Regions from separate parts of the Mus musculus genome. Here region 2 is linked to region 1. A link is a loop called in an ENCODE intact Hi-C map of the cell type or tissue named here. Cell type or tissue: left cerebral cortex. All regions are shown on one strand. Each heading gives the region's core, and the rest is flanking DNA. Links, peaks and the distances in the headings are about the cores only.

Evidence for each region. Hi-C counts contacts between places; a loop is a spot of excess contacts. Peaks named below come from ENCODE experiments on the same cell type or tissue, not always from the same donor. Only the 100,000 strongest peaks of a DNase experiment are listed, where the experiment ranks them.
Region 2: it touches region 1 in a loop (5-fold over the local background); 17 of 42 quality-filtered maps call a loop at or near these places.

What each region holds. Positions count from the first base shown.
Region 1 is chr11:67,671,372-67,682,502 of GRCm38, forward strand. Gas7 (growth arrest specific 7) reads left to right here. Exons shown (of 14, transcript NM_001109657.3): 10 at 2,867-2,995; 11 at 4,228-4,351; 12 at 9,854-9,933. It also overlaps a transcript of Glp2r not described here. Among named protein-coding and RNA genes, the nearest start is that of Rcvrn, 18 kb to the right of the region's middle. In left cerebral cortex, for the core only: a CTCF peak has its summit at 5,018 (motif pointing left); a DNase peak (open chromatin) is centred at 5,003; H3K27ac peaks cover 1,395 bases.
Region 2 is chr11:67,105,106-67,116,236 of GRCm38, forward strand. It overlaps 2310065F04Rik (RIKEN cDNA 2310065F04 gene), which reads right to left. Exons shown (of 5, transcript NR_038055.1): 3 at 11,007-11,131; 4 at 9,549-10,034; 5 at 7,356-9,012. Among named protein-coding and RNA genes, the nearest start is that of 2310065F04Rik, 9.4 kb to the right of the region's middle. In left cerebral cortex, for the core only: CTCF peaks have their summits at 5,305 (motif pointing right) and 7,094 (motif pointing left); DNase peaks (open chromatin) are centred at 5,303 and 7,115.

The DNA of each region.
Region 1 (11,131 bases), core at 2,483-7,482:
CAACCCATGGGTCCCAACCCCTTGGGGGATAGAACAACCTTTTCACAATGTTGCCTACGACCATCAGAAGACACAGACATTCACCTCCCGACTCATAACGGTAGCAAATTACAGTTATGAAATAGCAGTGAAAATAACGTTATGGTTGGGGGTCACCAGGACATGAGGAACTGGATTACAGGACCACAGCACTAGGAAGGCTGAGAATCCCTGACACAGAGCCTGTGGCCATCTCCTCCTGGCCCCCAATCTTCCGGCTCTGCTTTGCCTCAGGATTTCCAAATGAACCTCTTTTCTCCTCTTAGCTTATATCTCCATATTTCCTCTCAGACTCTTACTTCCCTCTAAGTGAAAACCAAACTAAATGTCTCAGTGAAATAATTTGCACTGAATGTGTGTGACTGATAGGTTTGCCCAGCAACGTGCCCTCCTTTTAAAGGAAGAGAGGCCTTTGGGAGTGCCTCCCAGCATCTTGACCTGACCCTCTCTTCCCTCTCACCTCCTGTCACTGGCCATCCCACCACAGCAGCCCTGAGTACTACATAGTCTTGTGTCTGAACACCCTGGGCCCCTACGATTATCAGCTTTATCATTTGACAGTAGTATCTCACCAAGGCACTGTTCCCTCCTGAAGCTTCCACGATAGCTAGCCCTGTCTTTGCGGTGCTGTTCCCATGTGTCACTGCAATTCCACTGAATTGGGGCATTGGGGTCCCTCACACGCGCACTCTTGAAGGACAGAAATGTAGTGCTATCTAACCCTCGCTCTGTGATGGTGTAGTGACCGCCTCAAGGGCTGAGACCCTGGGTAGCTTTGCAGGGAACTGTGCTGCTCCTGGCTTCTGAAGGGTGTGAGTGCCAGAGACAGAGCTGGCATGGCCCCACCCCCACGCCCCCGGGGGGTGGGGAGTGACATTTCCCAGCCCACAAGAGCATGCTCACCCTCATACAGTCAAGCCCATCCCTGGCACATTGGCACAGGAGCCCCTGTGAGGAGAGAGCTCCCTGAACAGCCACTCTGCTGCTGCAGATGAAGCAGCGGGTTATTTTTAAGTTCATGAGTAGCTTCCCTCCAGGGCCTCCCTCCTCCTGTCCCAGCTCTCAGCAGAGATGTTTTTCCTGCCTGAGGTGGAGGCAGAGGCCGCCAACTAGAAGCAAGAGGCTCCAGCACTAGGGAAAGACCCTACCTAGCCAAGGAAGCTTCCGTCCTCGCAGCAAATACCAATGGTGGATGCAGGCTGATTAACCAAACTCTAGGACCATTTTATGCAAGGCTCACAGGCTCACAGACCCCAGCGCTAAGGACAGCTCATGGAGAAGGGGCACACTTTACACCATCAGCACTTGGAGAAGGGGCAAGCAAATACGGCAGACTTTACACCATCAGCACTCTACAGCTCTGGCCTGGGAGTGTTGGTGACTGCAAACTACCCCAGTAGCCTCCTAATGGTGGCACGCTGATTTCTTAAGAGGAAGGGGACCCTGAGGATTGATTCGTCAGCCTTGAAGAATATGATTCCCGAGGCACAAAACCCATTTTATGTCAGCTCCAAAAGGGTTTATTGAAATTCTTCTCCATCTGAATGTTCAGTGTCGGGGGGTAAAAGCCTTTTAAGAAACAGGATTGTACGGTAGACTCTCCAGCGTCCCCAGTCTCTCAGCTCAAGCCGGTGCTAATAGCAACAGCAATCACAAGAAAGGCGCTCCATCTTTTGGAAGGCAGTTAGAGCCGGCCCCAGGTGAAAGAGGGGAGCGTAGACACAGCCCTGCTGATAAACGGAAACCTGAAGCACGCAGTAGGGGCGTGTGTGCATGGGCAGATGTGTGGGCGAGAGGATGTGTGTGCGCCCCGTGCTGTCACTAACAGGCTTTGTGATCAAGGGTGGGTTACATGGCATCCCCACAGTTCCACTTCTTCATGTGTGAAATGAAGCGTTCCAACCAGGCTTTAATCTTGCCCAACTGTGACTGTAAGAGGCGTTTGTACGCGGTCACCAAGCACGTGCACATACCTGCCCACGTACCCACTCAGGGATACACATATATGTAACCAAAACAGATGCTTCGTGACACACTACTTTTACTCTGCCTAAAATGTACCCTAATAGTTTGTTCTTCTTAAGGTGGGTCTATTATCTCAAAAAGCCTCGACCTGACCCACTAAGCTGATTTCACAACTGCAGTCATTCACTTCTTGGAAACACCCGGACCAGACAGTCATGGGAATCACTTCCAATCTGGAAATTTTCTTTTTCTCTTCAGAAGAGAAGCTCCAGTAGGCCAGACCCTCTGGTATGGGCCAGACCAACCATACATCTCCAGAAACACTTTCAGGAAAGATCACTGATACCATGCATGGAGCCAAGGTTTCAGAGCTAAGAGTGAATCTTAAAAAAGGAAAGGAAGGAAGGAAGGAAGGAAGGAAGGAAGGAAGAAAGAAAGAAAGAAAGAAAGAAAGAAAGAAAGAAAGAAAGAAAGAAAGAAAGAAAGAAAGAGAAAGAAAGAAAGAAGAAAGAAAAGAAAAGAGAAGGGAGGGAAAGGGAAAAAGGGGAAAAGGGAAAAAGGGGAAAAGGGAAAAAGGGAAAAAGGGAAAGGGAAAGGGAAAGGGAAAGGGAAAAGGAAAGGAAAGGAAAGGAAAGGAAAGGAAAGGAAAGGAAAGGAAAAGGAAAAGGAAAGAGAAACTACCAAGCCAATGTTTTTAAAGAAAAAATGTTGGTTTTAAGAAGTCCTTGATATATGGGCTGGAGAAGTAGGTCAGTGCTAAAGCACTGGGTGTCTGGCTCACCAGAAGCCGGGGGCTCTCGCCCCTGTGTTAGCACAGCTCATGTCTTGACACTGACTATCCTCTCTCTGCCCTCCTTCACAGCTCCACAGCGAGGTGGAGAAACCCCTGATGAACTTCAGAGAGAACTTCAAGAAAGACATGAAAAAGTGCGACCACCACATCGCTGACCTCCGTAAGCAGCTGGCAAGCCGCTATGCCTCAGTGGAGAAGGTGAGAGGCCAGGGTGCCCAGCCGGGGGACAGCATGGGACTTCCAGGACAGGATAGGTATCACTTTGCCTCTGTACACTGGAGTGGGGTGGGGGGGAGGGTAGTCCAAGGAACTCGCATCCATCCATGTGGCAGGCAGTAGTCGCTACTCCAGGACACTTGGATGACTCTCCCAAGGGCAAGTGGGAGCAAGGAGATGCTGCAGGTGAAGTGGGAGCTGTAATGGGCACACAGGTCAAGGCATCCCCTCTTTATGTGGACACCAAGTCAGATGTGCCACAGCCACTCACATGGCTACTGTGTCTGGGCCTCACTCTCAGGTCTTCCCTGTACTAATCTCCCCTCCCAGATGCCCAAAGAATTACCTTCTTGTGGGTGCCCAAACCATGGGAGGCAGGGATGCAGATAGTCAGACTTGGAGGGACAGGGTGGCCTGATTTAGTGCTCTATAGAACAGGAGGGGCAAACCAAACAGGTACCCAAAACATTGCTACATCTCCAACAAAGGCTGAGTGGAGAATGGTGGTGGTGGTGGTGGTGGTGGTGGTGGTGGTGGTGGTGGTGGTGGTGGAGGAGGAGGAGGCGGTGCAGGCACTGGAAGGACTCAGGCTACAAGATAAGGGAGTTGGTAGTCACAGCCTGTTGAGCCCTGCCAGTAGGAAACTCAGTTGACCTTATGGTCCCTCCCAACCCTGAAAGACAGTGGGTTTTTGTTGTTGTTTTTTGTTTTGGTTTTTTAGATTTATTTATTATATTTATTTTATCTGTATACATGTTTTTGCTCAAATCTATGTCTGCACCATCTGCTTGCCTGGTGCTCTTTGAGATTAGAAGAAGGTCACCCACTCCTCTGGAACTGGAGTTACGGATGATTCGGGGCCACCACGTTGGTGCTGGGACTCAAGCTCTGTGTCAGCCCCAAGAACCAGTGTGTCCTTAACCAGCTGAGCCATCTCTCCACCTCAGAGACAGTGGTTTTAGGGTCATAGGATAGGCATATGCTCCAGAGGCAACATGGCCTCAGGGACTGACAGGTTGCACACAGATGTGGCTAGAAGTGGGCAGACAAGGAAAATCTAGCTAGGTGCCAGCCCTCTAGCTCCTCCACCCCAGGGTGCCATCATCACCCACACAAGCAGGGGAGATGAGATCAGGTAGGTGGGTGGCTGGACCCTGAAACCCGGCTGTAGCTTTATGAACAGCTTCTCTGGGATGGGCTGTTCCCCGCTCCAGGCCCGCAAAGCCCTCACAGAGCGGCAGAAAGACCTGGAGATGAAGACCCAGCAGCTGGAGATCAAGTTGAGCAACAAGACCGAGGAGGACATCAAGAAGGCACGGAGGAAGTCCACTCAGGCCGGTGAGCCCATTGTCCTGACTACACCAGCGCTGGGGGAGGGGTAGCTTTCCGGTGGCATGGTCTTTCCCAACTTCCCCTGTGTCTCCTCCCTGTACCATGTCCAGGGACCTCAAGGGAAGAGACAGGAAGCAGGCAAGCTACTTCGAGATCACACTGAGGGCTTCCTGCTATGGCCTTTGGGTTTTCCCAAGCCCTCTCTCTGGGTCCAGAGATTGACAGATTGATTGCTCCAGGCACCAAGAGCTTAGGACCCTATCCCTGTTTGAAGAGTGTAACCCCAAGCCCACCCATCCAACTTGCTCCACCTCCCCAGGGAGTTAGTGACACTGTGGAAGTGAGCTCCTGTGGGTAGTACAGAGGCCAACATTGGTTTTACTTATTTACTTATTTTTTATTGATTATTTTATTTATTTACATTTCAAATGTTATCCCCCTTCCCAATTTAACCTCTGCAAACCCCCATCCCATCCTCTCTCTTCCCCGCTTCTATGAGGGTGCTCCTCCACCCCCCACCCACCCATTCCTGCCTCACTGCCTTAGCATTCCCCTATGCTGGGGCATAGAGCCTTTACAGGATGAAGGGCCTCCCCTCCCTCCTATTGATGCCAGAATTTCCCCACATTGCTCCCATGAGCAGATTTCTGCTGCCACCTAGTGGTAACAATCAGCTGATACACAAGGCGGAAAGAGGGGCCCTTAGATACAAGAGATAGAACAAGTTTCTCAAAGATGCGAAGTCTCCACCACACAAGGGCAGCACATCAGCCTCTGGATTTAAGACTTGTGCAGTGAGGGCTGGGAGATCTTTAGATATCCTTCCTTCCTTTTAATTTCTGATAAGCCCGCTGCAGTCTGTGTCATCCTAGAACCGAGTCCACCCCCTTAGAGCATGTGAACTGGGGTAGAAATAAGTTGACAAACATTAGCTACATAGTAATACATCCTGGGTCCAGACACATTTTCATAAATGCCTCACATGTTTATTGTAAATCGGAAGGGGACTCTAATAGGGAAGACATGTATTCAAATTAGTTCATTAAAGTACAAAACAGAGCTATACAGCAACAGTAGTCTATGGCCACTGGTTTCATCCGTGCCCAAAAGTGTGCAGTGCTATTCACTAGAAATACCCCCCCCGAGCAATTTTCTGAATTCACATAAACAAGAACATATGATATTCTATCTTCAAGCTTCTTTTTCTATTCATAAGTCTTAGAAACGCCACCCCCCCCCATCTCATTCCCTCTTAAACCGCTTTATATATCCATTCATGTGGATTGGAAGGAACGCAGGACCTTACACCTACGAGACTTCTTTCATCATTCCTTGGGTAGATTTTGGAACCTTGTGATGGTTTCAGACTGTTTGCCTGGGACCAGAGATACTGAGTTTGTTATTAGAACTGTAACTCTCTGCATATGTAAGGCCAGATGCTCATATGGAGAGAAGGAAGATGCTGGGTCAGAAGATTTGATTCATTTCGTCAGATACTTCCAAATTGCTTTCCAGAGAGGGCTCCACAGCCCACACCTGTGAATACCTCTTCCTTGAATGCCTATCAGCACTACCTGTTATCAAACTTGAAATCACTGGTGCACTGGTAAAAAAAAAATAATAATAGGTTTTGCTATTACCTTGTACTTCTCTGTAAGAGGGTTGAGCATTCTGAAAACACACTCATGACTTTTCTTTTCTGCCTCCTCTCCCCCACCGGCTGAGGAATTCCAATTCTTCCTGATTTTCTTGGTGTCTCATTCTTAGTGATTGATTCACAGCTTGGGTAAGCGTTAGGGAGATTCACCGCTGGTCATCTGAATTGCAAGTGTTTTCCTATGGTTACCATTTGTCTTTTATATTTTTGTTCTCTGAAGAAGGAAGAGAAAAAGAGGTGTGTGTGTGTGTGTGTGTGTGTGTGTGTGTGTGTGTGTATAAAAGAGAGAGACTGTGTGTGTCTGTGTGAGAGTGTGTGTGAGAGAGAGAATGTGTGTCTGTATGTATGTGTGTGTGTCTGTGTGTGTATGTGTGTATGTATGTGTGTGTATATGTGTGTATCTGTGTATGTGTGTGTATTTGTGTGTGTTTGTGTGTGTTTGTGTGTGTATGTGTATGTAGCTGTATGTGTACGTATGAGAGTGTGTCTGTGTCTCTGTGTATGTGTGTGTGTGTATGTGTGAGAGTGTGTGTGTGTGTGTGTGTGTGTATAAGAGAGAGAGACTGTGTGTGTGTGTGTGTCTGTGTGAGAGTGTGTGTGAGAGAGAGAGTGTGTGTGTCTGTCTGTATGTATGTGTGTGTGTCTGTGTGTGTATGTATGTGTGTGTATATGTGTGTATCTATGTATGTGTGTGTATGTGTGTATGTGTGTGAGAGTGTGTGTGTGTATCTGTATGTGTATGTATGAGAGTGTGTCTGTGTGTCTGTGTATGTGTGTGTGTATGTGTGTATGTGTGAGAGTGTGTGTGTGTGTGTATAAGAGAGAGAGACTGTGTGTGTGTGTGTCTGTGTGAGAGTGTGTGTGAGAGAGAGAGAGAGTGTGTGTCTGTATGTATGTGTGTGTGTCTGTGTGTGTATGTGTGTATGTATGTGTGTGTATATGTGTGTATCTGTGTATGTGTGTGTGTCTGTGTGTGTATGTGTATGTATCTGTATGTGTATGTATGAGAGTGTGTTTGTGTGTCTGTGTATGTGTGTGTGTGTGTGTGAGTGTGTGTGTGTGTGTATAAGAGAGAGAGAGACTGTGTGTCTGTGTGAGAGTGTGTGTGTGAGAGAGAGTGTGTGTGTCTGTATGTATGTGTGTGTGTCTGTGTGTGTATGTGTGTATGTATGTGTGTGTGTCTGTGTGTGTATGTGTGTATGTATGTGTGTGTATATGTGTGTATCTGTGTATGTGTGTGTATGTCTGTGTGTCTGTGTGTGTATGTGTATGTAGCTGTATGTGTATGTATGAGAGTGTGTCTGTGTCTCTGTGTATGTGTGTGTGTGTGTGTATGTGTGAGAGAGTGTGTGTGTGTGTATAAGACAGAGAGACTGTGTGTGTGTGTGTGTGAGAGAGAGTGTGTGTGAGAGAGAGTGTGTGTGTCTGTATGTATGTGTGTGTCTATGTGTGTCTGTGTGTATGTATGTGCGTGTATATGTGTGTATCTGTGTATGTGTGTGTATGTGTGTGTGTCTGTGTGTGTATGTGTATGTATCTGTATGTGTATGTATGAGAGTGTGTCTGTGTCTCTGTGTATGTGTGTGTGTGTGTATGTGTGAGAGTGTGTGTGTGTATAAGAGAGAGAGACTGTGTGTGTGTGTCTGTGTGAGAGTGTGTGTGAGAGAGAGAGAGTGTGTGTCTGTATGTATGTGTGTGTGTCTGTGTGTGTATGTGTGTATGTATGTGTGTGTATATGTGTGTATCTGTGTATGTGTGTATGTGTGTGAGAGTGTGTGTGTGTGTGTGTGTGTGTGTGTGTAATTTACCTGGTTTCTGCTGAGGGTTCTCTCTACAGTGGCCTTGTTCTCTCTGTGGTGTCAGGGTTTGGGGAGGACGTACTTGGAGAGGCCTCCATCTGGAAGGCAGTGCTGACATCCCTTCCTCCTGTTCCTTTTCTACTCCTCCCTCACCTCTCACGATGCCACTGGGAGGAAGGATGTCTGGATCCTCCAGGGCTCTGACTTCAAGTCACCATCCCCACCGTGAGGAATGTCTTGCTGTCTGTCTAGTCTCTGCCTCTGTTCCAAGCACTTTGCACACGTGACTTCACGATGACTCTTTAAAGCTACAACTGTCATACCTGTCAGAAGAAGGACAGATTAGTTGCCATGCCCAAAGTCATTGCAGCCTATAGGGTGGATCTAGGCTGGCATCCCTGGCATTCTAGCTCCTGAATCCACCCTCTCAACAGGCACTTTGTGAAAGGATCCCGTCTCTGCTTCTCAGGCTGTCCTGGAAAAAGAAACACCCTTCCCCCACACCACTTTCAGGTGCAGCAGACATTCCTGAAACATGTTCTCAAATATAGGATGGACATATAGGGTACCAGGGGCCTCACAGTGTATGTTCACAGGGCAGCATGCTGGCTTCATCCTGGAGCAGGTGAGGTGGCGGTGGCGATACGGGGATAGAGACACATCTGTGCTCTTCCCTCTGGCTAATACTGCTACAACCAAAGGAGTAGTTGTTGACCTTAGGCAGGGATGAAATGAAGAAAACACGCAGCACATCTGTCCCCCAAGGTGCAGGGGTTATGGTATGGCTGTGAGGGCAGGGAATGGGAATTCTGAGGTGGTCTGGAGTCACATAGACAAGTCTCCCCGTTTTCCCCCAATTTGCCACCATAAGGTGCATGAGTAAGACTTATGTCAAAGGAGTGACTCTGAATCTATTTAAATGACTAAATTCAATTCTGAGAATTCCTAGAATATCCTGTAGATGGATTAGACTGAGTCACTTGACTCTGTGGGTTGGTGCACAGGCTTCTCCCAACATGAGCAGAAACCATGAGGCCCCACTCTCTCCAGGGCCACACCTACACAGGGCAGCATGGTTGGATGTCAGCACCTCTCACACATTCCTCACCACAGGTCTGGGAACAGTTGTTGTCTGGTTCAGCAGGTCCGGGGCACATCCTCAAGTCCTGCAGTTGCCACCAATTCCTAGGGTCACTTGATGCCATCAATGTGCCAACTGTGTTTTATGTGGCAAGGCTCTTGGTGCCAGAATCCTTACTAATAATATCTTATAGTCATCCCATAGTTTGTTTTTGTTCTAATTTCAAAAATGTTTGAGATACACATGTCATTGCAGAAAGTAGTACCATTAGCCATGGAGCCGTGGTGGTCGGTCGGGTGTTCAGACTGATGCTGTAAACAGAATGCTGCGTGAACACTTCCCTCTGTTTCAGCCTGACTCAGTTTCCCCAGGCTCCCACTTGTCTGCCCCTGCTCTAGTGCTTGGATTTCTACCAGTGTACTGCACAGTGAATGAGCCGTGACCACCAGGCTGTTGGGTTGGAATTCAGAATGCTCTCCCATTTCTATCCCTATCACTGGGGTACGTGTGTGTGTGTGTGTGTGTGTGTGTGTGTGTGTGTGTGTACACGGTGGGTAGTCTACCTGGGTCTTGCATATACAAGGCAGGCATTCTTACCACTTAGCTACATCCCTAAGTTACCCAGGCTGGCCTTGAACTTACAGTCCTGATGCCTCAGGCTCCTGAAGCACTGAGATTGCAGATGTACAGTATGGCACCCAGAGTCATGTGTAGTTTCTTGATGAGAAACCCCCTGCCTGCATTCTTGGAGCCATTGGTGGAGTTCAGATAGACGCGCTGAGGCTTGTCCCCTGTGGCTTGCCTCTTTCATCTACTTCCTTCTATTCTTCCCCACCCCCCTTCACACCCTGACTTTGCATTGACCATTGAAAGGAACAGCCATACCCATGGGCACAGACAGAAAAGGGCAGCCAAAGTGGAGGCAGGGTGGCATGTGACGGGGCATGATGGTGGCCGTTGGCTTTTCCCAGGAGATGACCTCATGCGCTGTGTGGACCTCTACAACCAGGCCCAGTCCAAGTGGTTTGAAGAGATGGTGACGACCACACTGGTATGTGATCAGAGATGCGTGTGCATGTGGTAAAGAGGCTAAGACACAGGCAGCCCTGGGCAGGGGACAGTGGTCATGGAAGGATGGGGGTGGGGTAACAACACAGATGGTCATTAGAGCCTTCCCAGCACTGGGGTCCAGCCCTCAATCTGTACCTGACCGTAAATTCGGGTCCCTGTGCTAGCTTGCCTTACTCTGTGAACTCTGCAAGAACCAGGTCTTACTCTGTTCTCCTTTGTCTGAGCCCTGAGAGAGGTCAGGGTCCACCAGGGAATTCCTCATCACAGAACCATGGCCCTGCTGGGATAAACAAAGAAGCAGTGGAAAGCTGACAGTCTGTTCCCAACACACACACACACACACACACACACACACACACACACCCTCGGGTCCTTGATAAAGGGGTCCTTATGAGACACCTGAATGGGGCAGCTGGGGACCTGAAGAGAGCCTGTAATGGAAGACCATGGTGGCAGAGCCTGCACATCATCCTGTGAATTCCTTATTAAGGATCTGTCATCTCTGCTTGTTGGCCAGAAAGTACCTGAGCAGGAGAGTAGGTACTTGGACCAGGTGGGAGAAGGGGACAGCATCAAGCCCAGTGTCCAAGGCAACCCCTACCTGTCCCTGCTAACTAGCTACCTTCTCCAGGTCCTAGCCCACCTAGGAAGATTAGCAGCCTCCTTCAGGGCCAGTGTCCTGGTTTTTCTCTCCTCTGTTAATCTTCTAATTAAGCCCCCTTCTTCACCTCATTTTCAGGTTAATCACCTGGCAGTGACCTAGTTACCCACAGAATAACAGCTTAATCCTCTAAAGTCACGGAACCACCTAGGAACCAAAGACAAGCCCTCTCCACTATTCCCCTTAACAGTGGCTACCACGTCCCCAGTCTGCTTTGCTCCCTGCCCAGTCTTCATTGCCCGCTCAGCACTAGGCCATGTGGAGAAGCCAGAGTGCTTGAGAGGCTGAGAGCTGCAGCACAGATTGCGTTATTCCATCACAGATGCAGCTTAAACGCAGCTCTTCCTATGGCTCCATGACACTTTGGGCCAATGGGGACAATCGTAGAACCTCTTTCTGAGTCCTAGTGGGGATAATCAGATACTCTGCTTGTGGGGAGTTCCACACTGATATGGCAGGGCCACGCCCATGACCTTCATCTTCACCCTAGAGACTGGCTCCTCCTTCATCAGAGTCT
Region 2 (11,131 bases), core at 2,320-7,319, 570 kb before region 1:
AGTCTGTCTACAGGAGCAGCAGCCAGATCCTCAGGGGAATCTCCCCAGGGAGGAGGGGTTGACGGAACCAGAATTGTGCTTCCCCCCCTTTTGATTACTGTTTCTGTCCCTCCTTCAGGCACTGCACCCTAAGATTTCTCTTGTCCCCTGCATGCAGCAGTGCATCCTTGGGACTCTCACACAGACCCTGGATCAGTCATTGGCACAAGGTGATCTTTATCCCATCTATGATATCCACTAATGCTTCTGCGCGTGAACCCTAGGTCAGGGTGAGGAAGAGGCTGACAGTGTCTTCTTTGCAATCTTTTCTTTCCAGTTCTCGAAAAACCCCAATTCTCTCTTTCATTACTATTTTTTCTGCTGTCTGGGTAAGGAATTGATTTATTTTTCTCCCTGTAATCCTTATATGATCCAGAATCTTCTGACTTGCTGAGTTCTTTATTGGGTGGCAAATCTCAGAGCTGTAGAGTTCTTCTATTTTTATTACCTTTTGTATTTTTTTTAATTATAAAAGAAATATATGTTCAAGAATAGGATTCTTAAAAGGGCCGTCAAGTACAAAGAGACTGTCAGCCGGAATGGTAGAGTTCTTTATTTGGAGGGGCCACGGGGTTGATTTATGATTGGCAGATGGCCCCCATCTGAAGGAATCAAGGGACTGGTTTCTAATAGGAGTAACATGCCCTTATGTGGGGAGTTGGGGCAGCTTGCAGCCACTGGCAGCTGGTGAGGGTAGCTTTTCATTTCTTCACGCCTGGGTCACTTCAACAGCTGAGTTTTAATAAAGCAAATGTGCCTCAGACTATGGGGGGGGGGAGCAGGCCTCCTAGAACACCAAGGCCCATTTGCACCCCTCCCACTAATCTCACTGCTAAAAACAGCTGAGGCTGAGAGGCCCTCAGAGTGCTGGTTGGATCTGAGCAGTGATCCAGTTACCCCGAGCTATGCTGAGACATTCCAGAGGCTCTTGTGTCCTCGGCTGCAGGCCACTAGGAGCCAGAAGCCCAAGATGGTACAGAATATTTTTATTCAAGATGGCCATGCTATCTATGGCACATAGAAGCAAGAAGCCCCTTCTTAAGGGCATGTTCTAACAACTGAAACACGGTCCCCTTTCGGGGAAGCTTTTGGGAGGATTAGGATTAAGTGAGCAAGGGAGAATGGACCCCCGTAGGGCTGGCTCTCTTCACAGAAGACCTGGACAATGCTAAGAAAAGGTTCCTCTTGAATGAAGAACACGGAGAACGGCCATCTCTTCAGGCTTCCCAGCAACTATATGGTGTATAACTCACGGAACAAAGACAAGTAAGACAGAGCCTTGAATTCCAAGGACAGTAGATGGAAAATAAGCACCCGAGTAAAGATAAGAAGAAACGGAGAACAAAAACAAAACAGAAAACTCTTAGTGCAGTGGAGAATTGAGGAAGGAGGCAGTTTTACAAAGATCAAAAGGAAGGCGTTAGCCACGAGCAAAGTGTTTTGTGCGGAGCAGGGGTGTCATGCCCCTGCCGAATCCAGTTCTTCGTAGAAAAGGTCAAAGGAAAAAAAAAACGGGGAGACTATGTTGCCCTCAAGAAAAACCAGTTCTCTCTACTCCCACTTCCTGCCTTGTTATCCCGACTCCTGATCAGTAAGGAAGAGACAATACACTTCAGAAATGCTTCCTTACACATTTTCAGACAGTCATGAGCTCCATTTTGTTGTCTTCTCAAGCAGCAGGCCCCTGAAAGCCAGGCTCAAGTGTGAGAGAGGACACTTGGGGACTGAGGTGCTACCTGTGAGAAGCCAAGACCCAGCCAGAGCCTCCATCCTACACCTTGGTTATCTAGTAGGCGCTTCCGGTCTGTGTTTTCACACAGCCGTCATTTACGAAGTGCCTACTACTGCCCAGAACTGGGAAATAGGAGCAGAAATCTCTTGGAAAGTGAGATAGAAAAGGAGGGAGAGGAGGAATCCTTGTCTTAAGTCCTCAGAGTGGGGAGGGCAGGAGAGTGGGAAGAGAGACAGACATTTTCAAATGCGGTTCAGCCTCTGCCCTGGGTGACTTACAGCAGCTGCACCTATTTTGGGCCTGAGGTCTCCGTCCCCGGGCAACAGGTGGGAAGACCTAAGATTTCCTGGTACATTCCCAGGGCACAAGTCACCCTTTTTTAACGACTCATTTTAAGCTAGAAACATGGAGTCTTCCTTTTCTGTTTTCTGAGCCAGCCTTGGGGATCTAGGCCTCAGCACACGGGTGGCGACTCGTGGTTTCTGGGTCTCGCTCGCTCGCTCTCTTGCTTTATACTCACACACGCATGAGCGCACATACACACATAAGCACGCATGCTCGCACCTACGCACGCTCCCTTTCCTGAGCTAATGAGTGAAGTACGTGTCAATCACAGTACATGCCCAGGAGCCCACGGAAGGGAGTCAAGTAAGGGCATAGGTAGGGAGCAGAGATTAATTTACCCGATTTGTCGTCCAGCCCCAGCCTTAGCATCCCTACACTAACAGGACCTTCCATGGGCTATGTGGTCCATAAGTTCCCACTGATAAGATTTGACATTACCATTGGTCAGTAGGAGCAAAAGCGTACAGCCCTTTGTTTCCAAACCGTTGCAGAATAAAGACTAATCTTCCAGGGGAAAATCAGCTCTTTGACTGTGACTTCATCCTTATGATCAGGGGCAGCTTTTGCTAGGATGCTTTCCAGTTACCTACATCCTTTACTCTTAGCGAGGGATCACACGGCACTGCCAGCACGGCTACTTGGACACTGGAATGGGCACCTGCCGCAAGAGTCCCTGACTTTGGTAGGCGTCTTCTAGCCTGTCATCAGAATTGTTCCCTAAGCTGAGATTCCAACCCCTGACCCAGGGCTTGAATGCTAGGTGCTGAGCACAGCGTTAATGACCTTGTTTCTTCTCTTCAGGTTCTGTCTTGTCTCATAATACTGTAGTAATCTATCGATTTAGCCCCATTGTCTGAAGCATAGATAAGAGATGCACACAGGCTTTTTTTTTGGTGGCTCTTGACATCTTTGTAGGAAAATATTAACAGTGGTTCTGTGGCGTAAGCCATCCTGAGCTAGCTCCAGAGATTAAAAAGACAGCTTGAATATTAATCATTACACGGAAAGAGCGATTTTCATATCGGTTTTCCTTAGTGTGTTTCATGACTTCATTGAACTCCCCCTTTGGGTTTTAAAGGCCGATAAGAAGAGGAACCCATGATCTCTTGTAATATGAAAACAGGAGAGAGAAATACCCAGGAATTAAAGGTTCAAGTGAGGGGGAAGAAAAAGGAGGGGTAGGTGTGGGTTAATCAGAAACTAAGGGTGTATGTATATAAAACCCATATGGAAATCCACCACTTTGCAGCTGAATTGCAAAAACAAAAAATTTAAAGGCATTTGAACACAAGTACTCTTCATGGGCGAACAGTGCTTCTCCAAGAAGGTATGGGTTATTAAATTAAAATATGCCAGGCTTCGGGATACTTCTTTAGGAGTAACTGGTCAAGGAGGCTGCAGAGACCCCTCCCCCAAATAACACAAGCTCTTGGTTTCCACCATAACTATGGTAAGATCCGATTGCTGAAGGCACAATACACTCTGGTTTCGAGAACTCAGGCTGGACCCGACCTGAAGACTTCCTCCCTGATAGATAGCGTCCATAGTTCTGGAGGTCCCATAGATGACAGCTGTAGGAGAGAAGCCATTAAGTGGTATTGCCCAGATGTGAACCCTGACTGCTGCAATACTTATCTGATGGGCAAAGGTGTGTGCCCGTGGGCGTAAGTGGCATAAAGGTTACAAGGCTAACCAACCCTTTTCTGAGGGGATTTGAGGTCTGGCATTGTAAACTGGGCCAAAAGCCCATAGCTTAGGAGGTTCTAGGGCCTGGGGGGTGGGGAGGGGGAGAAATCCACTACTGTTGTTGGGGGAGAAATCCATTACTGTTGTTCTGTGGATTGGATGCACTGTCAAGCTGATATATATATATATATATTCAATCAATTGAGTGTATACTATATCTATATTTATATACTCAATCAATTGTGTATATACTATCTATCTATCTATCTATCTATCTATCTATCTATCTATCTACCTACCTACCTACCTATCTAGCTACTCAATCTGGCAAACATCTTGGCTTGCTTGTCTGGGACACAGTAGGGCCAGTCACTTCCTTCATGGTCCTGGGGCTTACTAAGAACAGCTTGCTGCTGCCACCCCCTATGGAAAGGCATCCAAGGTCATGTTGCCAACCCAGGAAAGGATCAAAATCTCCAAGTCCAGGTGCGGAATGCATCTTCTTTTCCCACTGGAATAAACTGAGCCACAGAAAAGTGGGAACTATGTTCAGTGTCCAGGGTAATCATGTCACAGCCGAGTCTCTGCAGAGCAACAGAGGTCTCCTTAGAGGCCTGCGTGGAATCTGTGTAACTTGCCACAGTTCTTTCCAAACACTCCTGGCCTCTGTTACAGTTGGTCAAGCACCCTTGTCTCAGAATGACACTCGCTGGGTCCCACCTGTGGCAGAAGAAAGGGCCCTCGCTTGATTCCCCACAAACATGGTCATGTTGCATTTGCTGAAATTCTAGCCTTGCTGGGTTGTCTTTCACACCAGCTCAGCCACCAGTGCACGCTCTGACATGTTTCTGGAAGCAGCCCCTGCCTTCTATCACGAAGGTCAAATCTGGGACCTCACACAAGCTACACAGATACGTTACCACTAAGCTACACCCCCAGGCTGTACTTCACTTTTTATTTTGTGAGTTGCTCAGGCTGGCTTTGAACTCACTCTGTAGCTTACCAAGTCTAGACTTTTCCCTGCTCCCCCTTCCTCAGCCACGTCGGTACCCAGGTCACCTTCAGTAGTGCCGAACTTTCCAGCTATGCATCTTTGTATTTCCAGTGCCTGCCCAGATACCCTGTGTTTTCAAAGGCTCTTAGGAATTGATTTTCTCATATTTGTCTCAAGTAGGTGAAGTGAGGATTGTGGAGGTTAGAGACACAGTCTCCACCTTCTCTCTCACTTCTCTGATGGGAAAGTAGGGGGCAAGAATCTGCCTCCGGATCTCCCTATCTGTGTATATGACAGTGCTACACTTGGGAACGCCCCACCTATCTCTCCCCTTACCTCCTGACCCATCTGTCCACACAGTCTCCCATCTGCTCCATCTCAACTACCACAGTGCAAGGTCCTAAGCATTGCCTCCCATATGGAGAACTGCTAGGAAGCCAGAGGCTCCAGGAAGACATGCTGTGCTTGGAGTCATCTTTGAGAGCTTGGTACCAGATTCTCCCACTAGGTGGCACCACCGCTCTGCCAGAAGCACAGTTCCCACAGATCTGTGATAATATTCCTCAGGTGCCAAGGGCTGAAGGTAGCTCCTGCAAGATGTGACTGGACAGAGAAGGACTCCCCACTACCTCAGCCTGCATTCATTAGAAAATGCCACAGCAATGCTGTCGGATATTCAAGTTGAGGTAAAAGCTCAAGAGGAAGCCTGTCACAATTTAAAATTTTGTTCATGGAGTTTTGAGTGTTAAGTATGAATCTTTTATTTGGTGTGTGTGTGTGCTCAAAGATGGAGGCTATGCCCGAAGATGAGCATGGGCCATGACATTGGGGCTGTGCCTAATGAGTTGCTATGGCAACAGATGCTCTTGCTGTTGTACATGGCCCTTTCTCTTTGTGAGGGCACTGGGCTAGGGAGGATTTCTGGCCAGCCACCATTCCTGGGTGTCCTGGCTGGTTTTGTGTGTCAACTTGACACAAGCTGGAGTTATCACAGAGAAAGGAGTCTCCCTTGAGGAAATGTCTCTATGAGAATCCAGCTGTAAGGCATTTTCTCACTTAGTGATCAAGGGCCCATTGTGGGTGGTGCCATCCCTGGTCTGGTAGTCCTGGATTCTATAAGAAAGCAAGCTGATCAAGTCAGAGGAAGCAAGCCAGTAAGAAACATTCCTGCATGGCCTCTGCATCAGCTCCTGCTTCCTGACTTACTTGAGTTCCTGTCTTGACTTCCTTTGGTGATGAACAGCAATGTGGAAAGTGTTAGCTGATTAAACCCTTTCCGCCCCAACTTGCTTCTTGGTCATGATGTTTGTGCAGGAATAGACACCCTGACTAAGACACTGGGCATGAAGCTGTTGAGAAGAGAGAACCATTGGTAGCCGCTAATGTCTCTCAGGATATATGTCCACATGGGAAGACTCCACTTTCCCTGTGAAGCCCCTTCTGCTGTCCACACCCCCTGAAACCCCTTGCCACTTCCCTGCCTGGCCAGGTTCCCCCCAAAACCCCGATACCCACAGTGCCCTCACCAGGATTCCTGTTAAAGCTCTAGTTAGTAGAAGGGGCAAGTTTTCTTGCTTTCTGGAACAATCCTTTGTCCTTCACATGGCCTATTTCTTTTCTGTAAGGTATGAAACGTGTTTTAATCACTCCTTTAGACTCCTTCCTCTCTTGGTCTGAGAAGACCCTTTTTCATTTTCTCTTCTGTCTGAACTGCATTCTCCATCCCTCCTACGATGCCCCTTCTCTGCTCTTCCCTTCTTTCTGTGGATCCAGGCTACACTGCAGAGGTGGAACGAAGAAAGGATGTCAAATAAGCTGCTCAGCAAACTCACAGGGACTAAGGGGCTCCGTGTGCTAACTGCCACTTCTAGCTTGGGTGGGGAGAGTCAGTTGGGGAGCTTTGTAAAACATGGATGTTTATGGTCGGGCCCTGTGGAATAAATAGATTCTTATGTCCAGCTACCTGGGCTGCTGAGGTAAGAGGATTACTTGATCCCAGGATTCAGACCCCAGCAGAGGCAACATAGCAAATACCTGTCTCAGCAAGCAAGCAAGCAAGCAAGCAAGCAAGCAAGCAAGCAAGCAAGCAAAATACCACCACCACCACCACCACCACCGAATTGCCCAGGTCACCCACAAGATCATCGAAACCAGAGTATGTGAGGCACAGTCTCCATACATCAGGAGTTTATAACACCCCCAAACCTCCATCTGAAAATGATTCCCAGCTGGTGGGAACTAGGGTATCAAAAAACAGACTTGGGTTCTGTTGAGCCTAAGCTGCCACCTACAGGCCAAAGTGGGTACTGTTTTCAGCTGCAGGAAGAGAGGGTAGGTGACTCAGAAGCTCTGAAACTCCAGAATCTGCCTTTCCGCTCCCCAATGCCCATCAGACAGCCGCATCATCCCGAGAAACTATGTCTTTTCAAAGCGAGAGAGTTTCCATGTCTGTGTCCCGCCCCCTCCATCCCAGAGTCTCCTTCTCTGCATGCCAGGCTAAGAGCACATCTAGAATTTAGTCTCAAACTTAAAAAACATACAGAAAATATGTGTTTATTTAAACAGTACTTTAAAATTATATTTCCCCGTCCATTCATTCTGCTCAGGGCGGGACTGGGTGGGTACTGAGTGACATCTTAACAGGTTGGTGTCACTGGGGACTCAATACCATATTCATATGTTAAGAGTGAGACATCTGTGCGCCTCTATTTCTTCATCTGTAACATGAATAATTATTGCACCCACCCTAGAGGATCAATGCTACAGCTCAGATAAAAGGCCCCACACAATAGTGTCTGATAGAAACAGCAGTTCCCAAGAGCTAGCTGAATTGTCTGACAATGGCAGGGCCAGACAAAGGCATGAGATACGCTGAATTCTGCTCCTTTTACTCTAATCACGTGACTTGATTCATGCAGGTGAATCAAAATGATCCTGAGACTCAAATACTGAGGGTATGTACTCAAACAAACAAACAAACAAACTGGTTAAGTCAGTCTCGCCATCCCCAACCTTTAAAACCAAGTTGCATTTTTGGAGAGTGCCACCAGAGGGCAGCGGTGAGCCACAAATAAATGGCCATGTTGTTGGACCAAGCACAGATTAGGGATGCTGCCTTGGTTTTAACCACCTGGGTTTTCTTAAGCCTGGAGTAGCACATCCGCTAGTTTGCCCGGGTCTGAGTCTAAATACTCTTCTGGCGTCCACCTACAACTTGGGACCGCGGTGACATCTTCAAGGTGGGGTTGGCTTTCATGTCCGTAACGGGTCTTCCACGTAACCGTTCTTTTCTCCTCACTCACTCACCTGCAAACATGGCAGATGGATCATAAAGTGCATCCCCTCTGCTTGAGAACCCATTCCCGTGTCTTTGCCCACGAACATCTCACGCTCACTAACGGGGGCCGGGGGGGGGGGTCTTGTCGCTTGGGAGATGCTCTCGGTGTCCGTTGAGCTCTGTTCCACCTACCATTCTTTCCTTAGTTCAAGACAGGTCCTACAAAGGGTTTGGTTTCTCCGACAGAGACTGCACTTCTGTGACCATTCCAGACTAGAGTGACCCAAGCATTGGGCAAGGCTGAGCACAACCCCAGGTCTCTCTTGAGAACAGTCCCCCAATCTCAAATCCCCAGAACACAGTCCATGCTCCCTGAGTGACGCCTCCTCCCTGCCAAGCGGACTCAAACCTCAAAGCTTCCTGTAAGAACTGTGACAAGAACCGATGCCCACAATCCAACTCTTCTGTCCTCAGCCCACCCTAAGAGATAATTAAAGCAGAGACGTACTTTCTGATCCAGTCAAACAGTGAAGGGATAGTAAGTATCCCTCCAACCTAGCAAGCCCTCAGGCGATCCTGGCAGCAATGTGCCCCACTAACCCCAGGGCTGCCTGAACCACCCTACCTTCAGGTTCTCATGGGAGAACTTTCTGATTATGTGGGCTCCTTAAGGAGAATAGGGGAGAGGGGTCTTGCGGGATTATGCAATGTTAGAAGTCGATAGGATGCTGGACTTAAGTGCTGCCGACTATTTTAAGAAATGGGAGAGGAAGGATATGAGGACTCAAAGGATTTAATGCCGATTAAATCGGAGAGATCACAACATCCTTGTGGGGGATTTATTGCTAAGATGGAATCGTGCTGAGTGAATAGACACAAGGTGCTCAAGACAGCGGGAGAAGAAGAGGGCATGGTGTCTTCTTGGCCTGTTTGATCACCCTAGAAGAAAGAGAGAGACACAGAGGAAATTCATGGCGGAATCACACTGTGAGCCTCAGGCTTGATCTAGCTGGCCCTACCAGGACAAGCGTGAAGGAAAAAAAAAAAAAAAAAAAAAAAAAGGAAAGAAACAAAGAAACCCGAAGGGAAATGATTGTTAAAATGAGAGTTTAGGAGCACAGGATTGTATTCAAGAAGTCACTCGATGGCCTAGCAACAGATTCCTGACAAGGGAATCTGGCAGCTGACAGTCAGTGCCCTGTCTGAATACTCCTAGAGGCCATCATGAGCTGGAATGCCTATCCAGACCAGAGAGCCAAGGCGTCCAGGACAGGCAAGCGCTACTAATTGCACTGTTTAGAAACAGCTTTGTAGAGCAGGCTGGTTTCGAACTCACATAGATCCATCTGCCTCTGCCTCCCTAGTGCTGGGATTAAGGGTGTTTGCCACCATTGCCCAACAATACTTTCAGCTTCTTGTAGGCCCTATGAATAGATTCCACACAGGCGTGAAACCTGTGAAAACTGTTGCCCTACCTCTTCTAGTTTATTTCTCCTCACACGATGACCTGGGGTTTGTTCGGTAGCTCCTTAAACACACCAGCGAAGGTGGAATGATCCCATTAGCTGTGGCTACATTACCATGGGGAAGACGCATGCTTGCCTGATGTCTATGAAGTTGCTGTTTCTGCACATGGTGGCTAAGTCGGGATGGAATTATCTGGAAGATCTCTAGTGGGTACCATTTGGGGGGAAAGAGACATAACCACAAAGCTTCCATGAATTCTGAAGTGCAATGTCTTACTGGCGATGCGCAGCTCAGCAATAGCAAGGCTGTGGCCTTGAGACACAGCACCGAAATAGGAACAGTGTAGTCCAGGCGCCAAGTCCCCTTGAAGACTCTCCTTACTCCGAAGTATTTTTAGTCGTGGTAATTGTAGGTGGTGAGCAGAACACTATAGCCCTCAAGATGGGAGGCTCTCAAACGCGCACGGTCAGCAGGTGTCACCTCCGTAAGCAGACCTACAAGAAGGAAGGGATTAGCTGTGCACAGGACAGCTTTCCAGAAGAGGCCGTCTTGCGGAGTGATCTGGGGTGACCTTACCCAGGAGATTAATGTGCTTCTCCTCTTGTGCCATTAGCAAGCAGCAAAATATCTGACACTTGGGACACTGTGTGTTGTGGTTACAGGGAGAGTAAATGCAGGGGCACGGTGGTCGCTTGAGTGAATATTCGGAAAGAGAAGTTGGGAGGTGAAGCACATCACTGCATCCCCCAGGTCCCACATCACTGTATCCCCACAGGTCCAGCAGGCTGTTCTGTCTCCTGATCTACGACTTGGGACCCGGGTGTGGAAATGGCCAACAATGCTTGATAAAACTGTCCACCAAGAATAGCCAGCTTATGTCCTGTGCTTCCTCAGGGACACAGTTTGGATTGGGAGTGGCCCCTAATGACCATGTAGTAACAGCTTGCTGTTCAACACAGTAGTAGCCTCTGGGAGGTGGGAGAATCTTGAAAAGGTGGGAAGACCCCAGGGGGAAGTCTTACAGTCACTGGGGGTGCGCCAGACCATTCTACACCCCAGCCACATAGTGAGATGTTTTGCTGTGCCAGGGGCTCATCCCAGGATGTGCTGCCCCCTCCCCCATCCCATCAGAGGCCTAAGGGCAATGGGTTTTCCAGTCATGGCTGAAACCTCTAAACTCTGAGCTCAAATAAGCTGCTTTTCTTTACTTCAGCTTGGCTATTTGGGGTATGTGTTAGCAGAAAGCGTATGGATGCACCAAGTGACCTTCTGACTTCATGAGCCAGGAAAGAAGTGCTCTAGAGGGGAGGTTGGTGTTACCGCACGGACCTAGAGACGGCCCGTTTATAGAAGAGTACGTGAATGGCTGGCGAACTTGGTGAGCATCCACAAAATTTTGATCACTATGTGCTCTGGTAAAGCACATTCTAGCAAAGCAATGTGGAACCTTTTTATTGAGTACTTACTGTATACCAAATGGCATAGCAGGAGCTGGCAAAACATAGTCCCTTCTACTAGGAAGCTTCCAGAGCAGTGACGATCCAGGCCTGATCCACAGGTAACTGTCTGTCTTGTTCTGGCTGCACCTGAA